Regions from separate parts of the Homo sapiens genome. Here region 2 is linked to region 1. A link is a contact called in ENCODE Hi-C data. All regions are on one chromosome and are shown on one strand. The core of a region is the stretch at or near the end of the contact, and the rest is flanking DNA. Distances in the headings are between cores, read along the strand shown. Region 1 has its middle 240 kb from the start of NR2F1-AS1. Region 2 overlaps ARB2A (ARB2 cotranscriptional regulator A).

Region 1 (4,041 bases), core at 927-3,426:
ACACACAACAGCCTATGGGAGCCCAGGAGAGGCTCTCCCCAGGCTGGCATCATTCCAAGGCTCAAGAATGAGTGCCAATGGTTGTTTAAACGACAAGATTATTTTCAATGGAGATGTTACCACAAGAAAGCAAACTCCTATCTAAGGGCTTGCATTTTCACCTTCTGCATGCCTATGGACACCAAAATAAAGCAAACGAGACTTTGTTTTTAACATTTATTTAAGGTCTGCCTGTGCCAGATATTTCATGCACATTTTTCTCATTACTGGTTGATAACCCCATGAAGCAATCGGGGCTGAAAGCAGAAGCCACTGCTGAAAATTACCCAGAACACCCCGAGGCTCCATGCCTGCCTCCCTGGCCCCAATGCACATGGTGTTTCCACCACTCTGTGCTGCCCGGGAACTACATACGAACCCTTGCAGAATTTGTTTTTCAGGAATTTGGAAAATATCAAGGTTGAATCTGCCTCTTTTCTGAGCTCTTTATTTCCCCATCTAAACATTTCCTCTACAGCATCTTTCCTTTCACTGGCCAAAATATGGTCTTGAAATTTATTCTATCGCTAGTCATATGTATTGAGTAAAGTGCTGCATCCAGTTATAAAGGAGAGCCCTTAATTTTAAAAGCAGACAATAGAGTATTTTATCCTTCTCTTATTTTCTTTTTTTTTTTTTTTTTTTGAGACGGAGTCTCGCTCTGTCGCCCAGGCCGGACTGCGGACTGCAGTGGCGCAATCTCGGCTCACTGCAAGCTCCGCCTCCCGGGTTCACGCCATTCTCCTGCCTCAGCCTCCCGAGTAGCTGGGACTACAGGCGCCCGCCACCGCGCCCGGCTAATTTTTTGTATTTTTAGTAGAGACGGGGTTTCACCTTGTTAGCCAGGATGGTCTCGATCTCCTGACCTCATGATCCACCCGCCTCGGCCTCCCAAAGTGCTGGGATTACAGGCGTGAGCCACCGCGCCCGGCCCCTTCTCTTATTTTCAAAGAGCAAAATTTAAATTCTTTTTTTTTTTTTTTTGGCTTTCCTTTAAAAGTGTTGGATATTTGTTTCCCCACCGCAGCCCCCTGGATTGAAGGAGTTACTCTTTGAAGGCAACAAGCCTGTAGGCTGAGTTAATGATTAGACCCACATCCTTGCCCAAAAGGAAACTAAATCAGAACAAGATCAACCAGAGAAGGCTGAAGAAAATTAATAGGTGGCCAAAAACCTTATAAAAAGAAAACATGGGAAGTTTGCTGCAGAAAGGCAGCCTCTGGCAGCCACTGTCAGAGTGGGAAGAAACACAAAATATCCTGTCCCTCCCCTTTCTTTGTCGAAGTGCTCATTTGTCCTTTCTCCGCTATTTCATAAGCATTTACATCAATTTTCACAGGCTTTCAGCTCCAATTTAGATGGTAGTTCCTCAACAACAGAATGAAGATCTCCAATGTCTTCTTCATCCTTCCACAGCACTCTGTACACAAGGTGGTTTTCAATAAATATTTTCAGGCCAGGCACGGTGGTGATGCACACCTGTAGTCCCAGCTACTTAGGCTGATGCAGGAGGAAACTTGAGCCCAGGAGTTCCAGGCTTCAGTGAGCGATGATCACACCACTGCACTCCAGCTAGGGTGGCAGACTGAGACCCTGAATCTAAAAATAAAAATTAAAAAATAAAAAATAGAGTCAATAAATATTTTCGAACTCAGATATAAGAAGTATGAGTAAAAATCCTTGGATGAAATATGCAATTTTTTTCTTTCTTCTAAAGTCCAGACAGAAAATAACTGTCTGTTGGTTTCAATTCTGAGCTGAGCTCAGCTGAGGATGCTGACTGCATGGCCCCACTGCGTAGGAGGCACTCCAGACCTGGGTGTCCCTCTCAGGTGCTTAAGACCTAGCTCCCACCACCTCCCCTACAAAGAGGCCAACAACAGTGCATGTCCTTTTAAGCCTAGAGTGCGTTTTCTCAAAGCTGCATATCTTGTCAAAATTGTTTGCCCACATCACTGCAATCTGTGTGCAGGGAAGCCTGAAACAAGTCCGTGTTGGGAAAGCAACAGAAAGTACAAGAGGTTCTGAAATTCATAAGCCTGGGAAAGCAGTGATTCAGAGAGAAACTGCTCTTCTCGGTTCTTCCAAATTGAAAAGCACTCGAGGCAAAAGAGCAGCTGCTGCCTCTCTGGGCTGGTTGGTATTGACCTTACTTGACCTTTTACCTGCTGTTTGATTTGGGCCTCCAGCTAGACCAGGAAAGTACAGCTCCCCGTTCCTGGCACCCCCATGACCAAGTTTGCCTTACACATCTCTCCTCCTTTCCGCAGGAGTACACCCGGGAAGCCACATGGCAGAGAGACAGCCAGGAAGTCAGGTGAGAGGAGTTGCTTTACCAAAGAGTTAACCCCAAAGCAGTTATCCCAGCCCTACTTCCTTTCCCATTCCACTAATCTGCTCGCTTCTCATCCTTTACATTTTATAGTCTTCAGTTCCAATTACAGGTGATTAATAATTAAGTGATTGTTAATTCTTTTCTACCTTCTGGAAGTCATGATAATTTGAACAATGATGATACAGTCATAGCCTGAAAGAGAAGGAGGGAAGAATATCACAGAGTTTTCTTTCCTGTGTAAAAGTGATAGTATCTGCAAATGAAATGGGTGTTTATTCATGGTCTTAAGTCTATAAACATTTTATTTTATTTCAAATTGCTTTTTCTTCCTTATTTCTCAGGTTCCCTCCATATTCTCAAACCACTGGGAGGAGAAAAAAATCAACATTGCCATTGAGGGGTTGTGAGCTTCCTTAACTCCAGCTATTCAACTTACATATTTACTTGTCAGTAAATTCAAATTCAAATAAGCCTATAGTTACTGGGTAGAAGAAAGTGTGCCCCATCACTCAAAGTACTCATGATGTGTGAAACATTTTAAAGACCAATTGAGCTAATATATGTTTTCACTTTGACCCAGAGTAAGTTGAGCCAGTCATTAATGGATGACATGCGGTTAAAGCCAACCCAAAAGATCTGAGTCAAAGAATGTTCTTCTTTGACGTTGCTCTTGACTTCTCAGAGTTTGTATAACTAAATCCTTCATGAAAAACAGTGACTCTGCATGATGTGTATGTATGTACAGCCACGTGAAGAGTGCCAAGAATATTCCTATTTTAAAACAATTCTAAGAACTGGCAAGTAGAGAAACCTTCACTAACCATCTCCACCCCACACCAATTACTCTCTTTGTATTCCTTCAAAGTCATTTGAACTACATTATCCTATTTGTATTGGCTGCTCCATTTTCCCTAACATAAGTTTTATATATACAGCTGGATTTTAAGCCCCTTAAAGAGGAGCCCTTTCTTTACGGTAGACACTCAACAGACACTTGGGAATATACAAGTGAACAAATGCCTAATTCAGACAAAGTCCCATTTATAAGGACTAATGAAGCTTTCTTTCTCCTACCTACCTCCTTCCCTCCTACCAACAATGTTCTTTGGAATTCCAAGGTTCTGCAAGCCTGGGAGAATGTGTTTGTGCAGACATCCAAGTTCACTCCATAGCAGGGATCTAGGCAAGGATCAGGTAAACCTGAAGGGCACCCTCCTTCACCCTTCTTCTTGGCATGTGTTGACTAATTAGTGGTCAGTAACAAATGAATGCCTAGCTTGGATCCCTTTTGTAAATACTGTTACCACTGTGTAAAGCTTGCAGCACTTCGGAACTGACAAATGGATGATGATGTTTGTGAGCAAATAGATATTGTACTATTAATGATATAACTTGGAAACAAATATTTTCTATTAGTTCTCTTAAGCTCCCCAGTCAGTTTCATTGAAGAGTATTCTGAGATTGCAAAACAAACCACTTCTGTGTAAACCAATATTTTCTTGATACAGTATGGAGCAAGCAAAATAAAAAGGCAGAAATAAATTGGATTTTGCTATACGGCTGCCACTGTCACTCAGAGTCCTGGCTTTCAGATTTTTGATTTGTCACATAACAGCTTTATTGTTATCATTGACTAGCTGTAAAATAAGGAAAACATTAATTTAAAT
Region 2 (4,041 bases), core at 1-2,500, 460 kb after region 1:
AAATGCGAACAGAAAAAATCAACCTAGGATAATGCACATATCTATTTCTCTTTGAAAAATTTTAAATAATTTCTAATTGAAGTACCTATATAGGAGAAATCAATTTAATGTGCTACAAAGCAAAGGTATTTAAAAATTTTATTTAAAACTGCCCATGTGTTTATATTCAGTTATTTTACTGGTGTTTAGACCAAGCTTGACTATAGTGGTAATCTTTTTTGTTTCTTTTCATTCAGGATGTAAAACATATGCTATGAAAACTTTAAAATCTGCAAGAATACTTTATTTAAATTACTCATGTTAAAAATCAATACCTTTAGCTAATAAAAATAGGGCATGATTTAACTGCATATTTTCACACACACACACACACACACACACACACACACACACACACACGCACACAAAGATACAGCTATAACTCTAGAGGAGAAGGATATAAAATTTTACCAGTTCTGGCATGTTTAATTAATTAGGAGAACAGTGTAAAATAGTTGTCTATATTCCTTAGGCTACTGATTGCTTTCTACATTTGGAAGATGGGGGACAAGACGGGAGAGGAGGGAGTTTTATTTTAAAAGTGCGTATTAAAACAAAAATGTTATTAATGTCCTTAGAGATTACAGGTGGTGCTATAGATTGAAACATGAATATTTAGGCTTAGAATGGACACTAAAATTCTAAAAAATAAATGGAGCAAATCTTTATATTTTAAAAAGATTTCAAGCTATAATTATCGATTGAAAATGTTTACTTAATTATGTTGTCACTTGATTTTCAACTAGTAGCCACAGCTCTAATCTATAAATAGAGTTAGGAATGGTAGCACATCAATTTTTCTCTTTCATTTTTAAATGATCAGCTGAAATAGAGAATGAAATGCAATCTTTAATATAGTTTTAAAAGACTTTAAGTTACTTTTGAACTACGAACATGTGAAAAATTACAAATAGGATCACTGACAGTAATTTTTATAAGTAAAAAGGTACAAATTGTTGCTATTTGTGCTCTTCATTCTTAATCCTTTGCTTATCTTTCTTTTGACCTTTATCCAAATGAATCACACTAACTCTTGAATGCTTTCTCTCACTTGATTTCTAAAGCTGTTCATCACACTTGCTGGCTAGAAGCACAGCTGGCAAGGGATCTAAGCCTCATCACTGGGCAAACTTGCCCTTCTGGTTTTGCCAAGAATGACATTTCCAATGGAAGAAAAAGTTACTGTATGGGACACTGGATACTCTATTTATTTGTGAGAACCAATAGCTCCAACCCCCTTTGTTAGCACTACATATAGGCATTAGAAATAAAACCAAAATAACAAAGGATCAAACAGCCTAGAGTTCTCTAAATTCAATTGTTAATTAAAGTGAGAGCACAGAAACCAGCCGAGTATTTTTATTCATTTCCTGAAGAAAGATGCAACCAAGGATAAGCAGTGCCCCCTAGTGTCAATAACCACAGACAATAAAAGCTAGAGAAAAGTTGCTAATGTTAGCTGAACTAAATTATTAAAAATATATGTTTTAATACATGATAAATTCATCATTATTCAAATTTTAGACTTTACATGTATATAAAAGCACACCCACATCATTTATTTAATACTGACTTGCTCAGGAATGTGCACATGTGAGGGCACATGCACACACACTGTACACAGACTGACATGGCCAAGATGTCTTTAATGTTTCAGGCAGCTCAGAAAAAAAATTCCACCCAGCACAGCAGGCCATGCATGAAGCGGGTGTCAGCAAGCCCTACAGAATCACTCACTGTGAAGACATCTAATAGGAACTGCTGAATACACAATACAGGCAGCATGGCCTGAATGGCTAAAGTGGAATGGCCAGAACGAAGTCTGAAGGTTTTCAAATACAACCAAAATTATAATTCAACCAGTAAAGAATTTTTAGACATTTTCTGTTTTTATTGTTATTAGGAAATTAGTATATTTAGCCTGTATTAGAGACTGATTTTGAAAATGCTATAACTTTTACCATGCATATTCTGAATATTGAATCCTAAATCTGAAGAACAAATAAATATACATCCTCTCTTTGGAAAAAAATGCAACACAAAATTCAAATATTAAAAAACACTAAATATATTTTATAAAATTTAAGTCAAGATATATTTTCTCTGATAAATCTTATAAGAAAATTTAAGTTATTTTTAAAAGACAAATTAGGTATCTAGAGAGTGATATATGTGCCAAACAGGTAAAGTCAGTTTCTTGTTTTGTGAAATACTGTCACTTATTTATTAACAGCAATTTTTGTCATAGATGACACATAAATGGGGGCAAAAAAGAAATCACAATGAAAAAGAAAACATCCATACAAATAAAAATGATAAACAGGAAAAACCAAAAAGCCAGGAGGACTGGGTATGTATGTATCAAATAAGCATCTAATAAAAAGCAAATTAATACGATAAACAATTGCTTAATTTTATTTACATAAAAAGTACAAGGCAAGAAAAATTCAAGGCTATTTAAAACATGTATTTATACAGAAGTCCATTTGTGAATTACTTTTTCACATAAACCAATAATGCATATAGGACTAGTTTTTCATTTTAAAAAGCACAAGACATAATTATGCTTTTATAAAAAGATTGCTATGTGCATTTAAGTTGCTCCATCTTTAAAAGGATGAAGATGCAAATGCAATAGTTTAGCAGGCATAAACAGAATTCCAGAATGATGTTTAGCAGTAGATAGGTATTTTGGCCATTTACAATAAATTCTGGTTAAAACAGAAGCTGAAACTTCAACTATTCAAATTTAGAAAAAGTTCTAAAATGCTTACTATTGAGTTTTTAAAGAAGCATAATGATGGCAAGACTACTAAAATCTTTAAGAATTAAAGAACAGCAGCAACAACAAAAACCCCCTTCTTACATATAACAGTATTTCGCTAACATCCAGAAGGAAATAAAATGTAGATGGACATATTTACATTCATGCTAATTGTATGGACACACATTTTGTTGCATTAACAATTATGAGTTACTTCTCACAAAAATCTCCAATGGAAATGGAGTATTATACCACATGAGTAATAACAGGTGCCTGCTTAGATAGGTGATAGTGAAAAGTCAAATTTGTGTGCCTATCCACGAGGAATGAGGACTTGTTTTTTCCTTGGTGGAACATGTGCAGTTTAGCATGCTACTGCAGCTGGCACTAAACATCAAGTAATTTTCTGCAGCTCTTCAACAGACAAAAACATTATACATATAAAGTTGTTATGTTCTTTCATGTCTTTTACAAATTTTTGTTTTCATGGATACTACAGCTTTCATCTTTAATTCAACAATAGACTACTTGGTGGTTATTTGTTATTAATATAGGCATAAAGTGATGTGAGATTTCTAAACCCACCCTAGAACTCTCCTACTTCAATTCCCTCTCCTCCCTCACCGCCCCCCCACCCAAAAAGAGGGATAAATTCTAAAGGCTAAGATGTAAGATGAGAACACATGAACACATAGAGGGGAACAACACATACTGGGGCCTATTGGAGGGTGGAGGGTGGAGGGTGGGAGGAGGGAGAGGATCAGGAAAAATAACAAATGGGTACTAGGCTTAAGACCTTGTGATGAAATCATCTGTATAACAAACCCTCATACACAAGTTTACCTACATAAAAAACCTGCATATGTATTCCTGAACTTAAAAGTTAAAAAAAAAAAAAAAAGAGAAAAGCTTCCATTTTTGGACATAAGAATTTTTTAGACTTAACCCAAAATATTTCTATGTGTTGATTTGGGGAATGTATGAATAAACGTCCCTGGTCAGGTTTTTCTTTTTGTAGAAAACGGGAAAGGTAAGCAGGTCCATGCCTGTTGCATGAAAGAGATGCTGGGTTAGGATTATGAAGACAGTGGAGCTAGGTTTGTACACAGCCGGAGAGAAATAGTGATTCAGAGCTGTTATTATTCCTACAAGGTCAAAAGAAATGGAAAAGGTTTGTAACCCATGTACTCTATTACCAGCATGAACATACCCATAAATACATTTGATTCCTTTCTAGA

What was found. A loop is a pair of places that touch in the nucleus more often than their neighbours do. Pooled maps may share reads with other maps.
Region 2: a pooled map shows a loop between it and region 1 (4-fold over the local background). The contact joins two enhancer-like sites. A Hi-C loop is called at or near these places in 1 of 168 maps with a recorded cell type or tissue (endothelial cell of umbilical vein), 1 of 37 single-sample maps with no recorded cell type and 4 of 50 pooled maps.

What each region holds. Positions count from the first base shown.
Region 1 is chr5:93,340,780-93,344,820 of GRCh38, forward strand. No RefSeq gene overlaps it. Among named protein-coding and RNA genes, the nearest start is that of NR2F1-AS1, 240 kb to the right of the region's middle. Within about 2 kb of position 2,177, at least 2 of the 41 ENCODE cell types and tissues checked have a DNase peak (open chromatin) inside an H3K27ac peak, as active enhancers do.
Region 2 is chr5:93,800,026-93,804,066 of GRCh38, forward strand. All of the region lies in intron 8 of ARB2A (ARB2 cotranscriptional regulator A), which reads right to left. Among named protein-coding and RNA genes, the nearest start is that of POU5F2, 60 kb to the left of the region's middle. Within about 2 kb of position 1,251, at least 3 of the 41 ENCODE cell types and tissues checked have a DNase peak (open chromatin) inside an H3K27ac peak, as active enhancers do.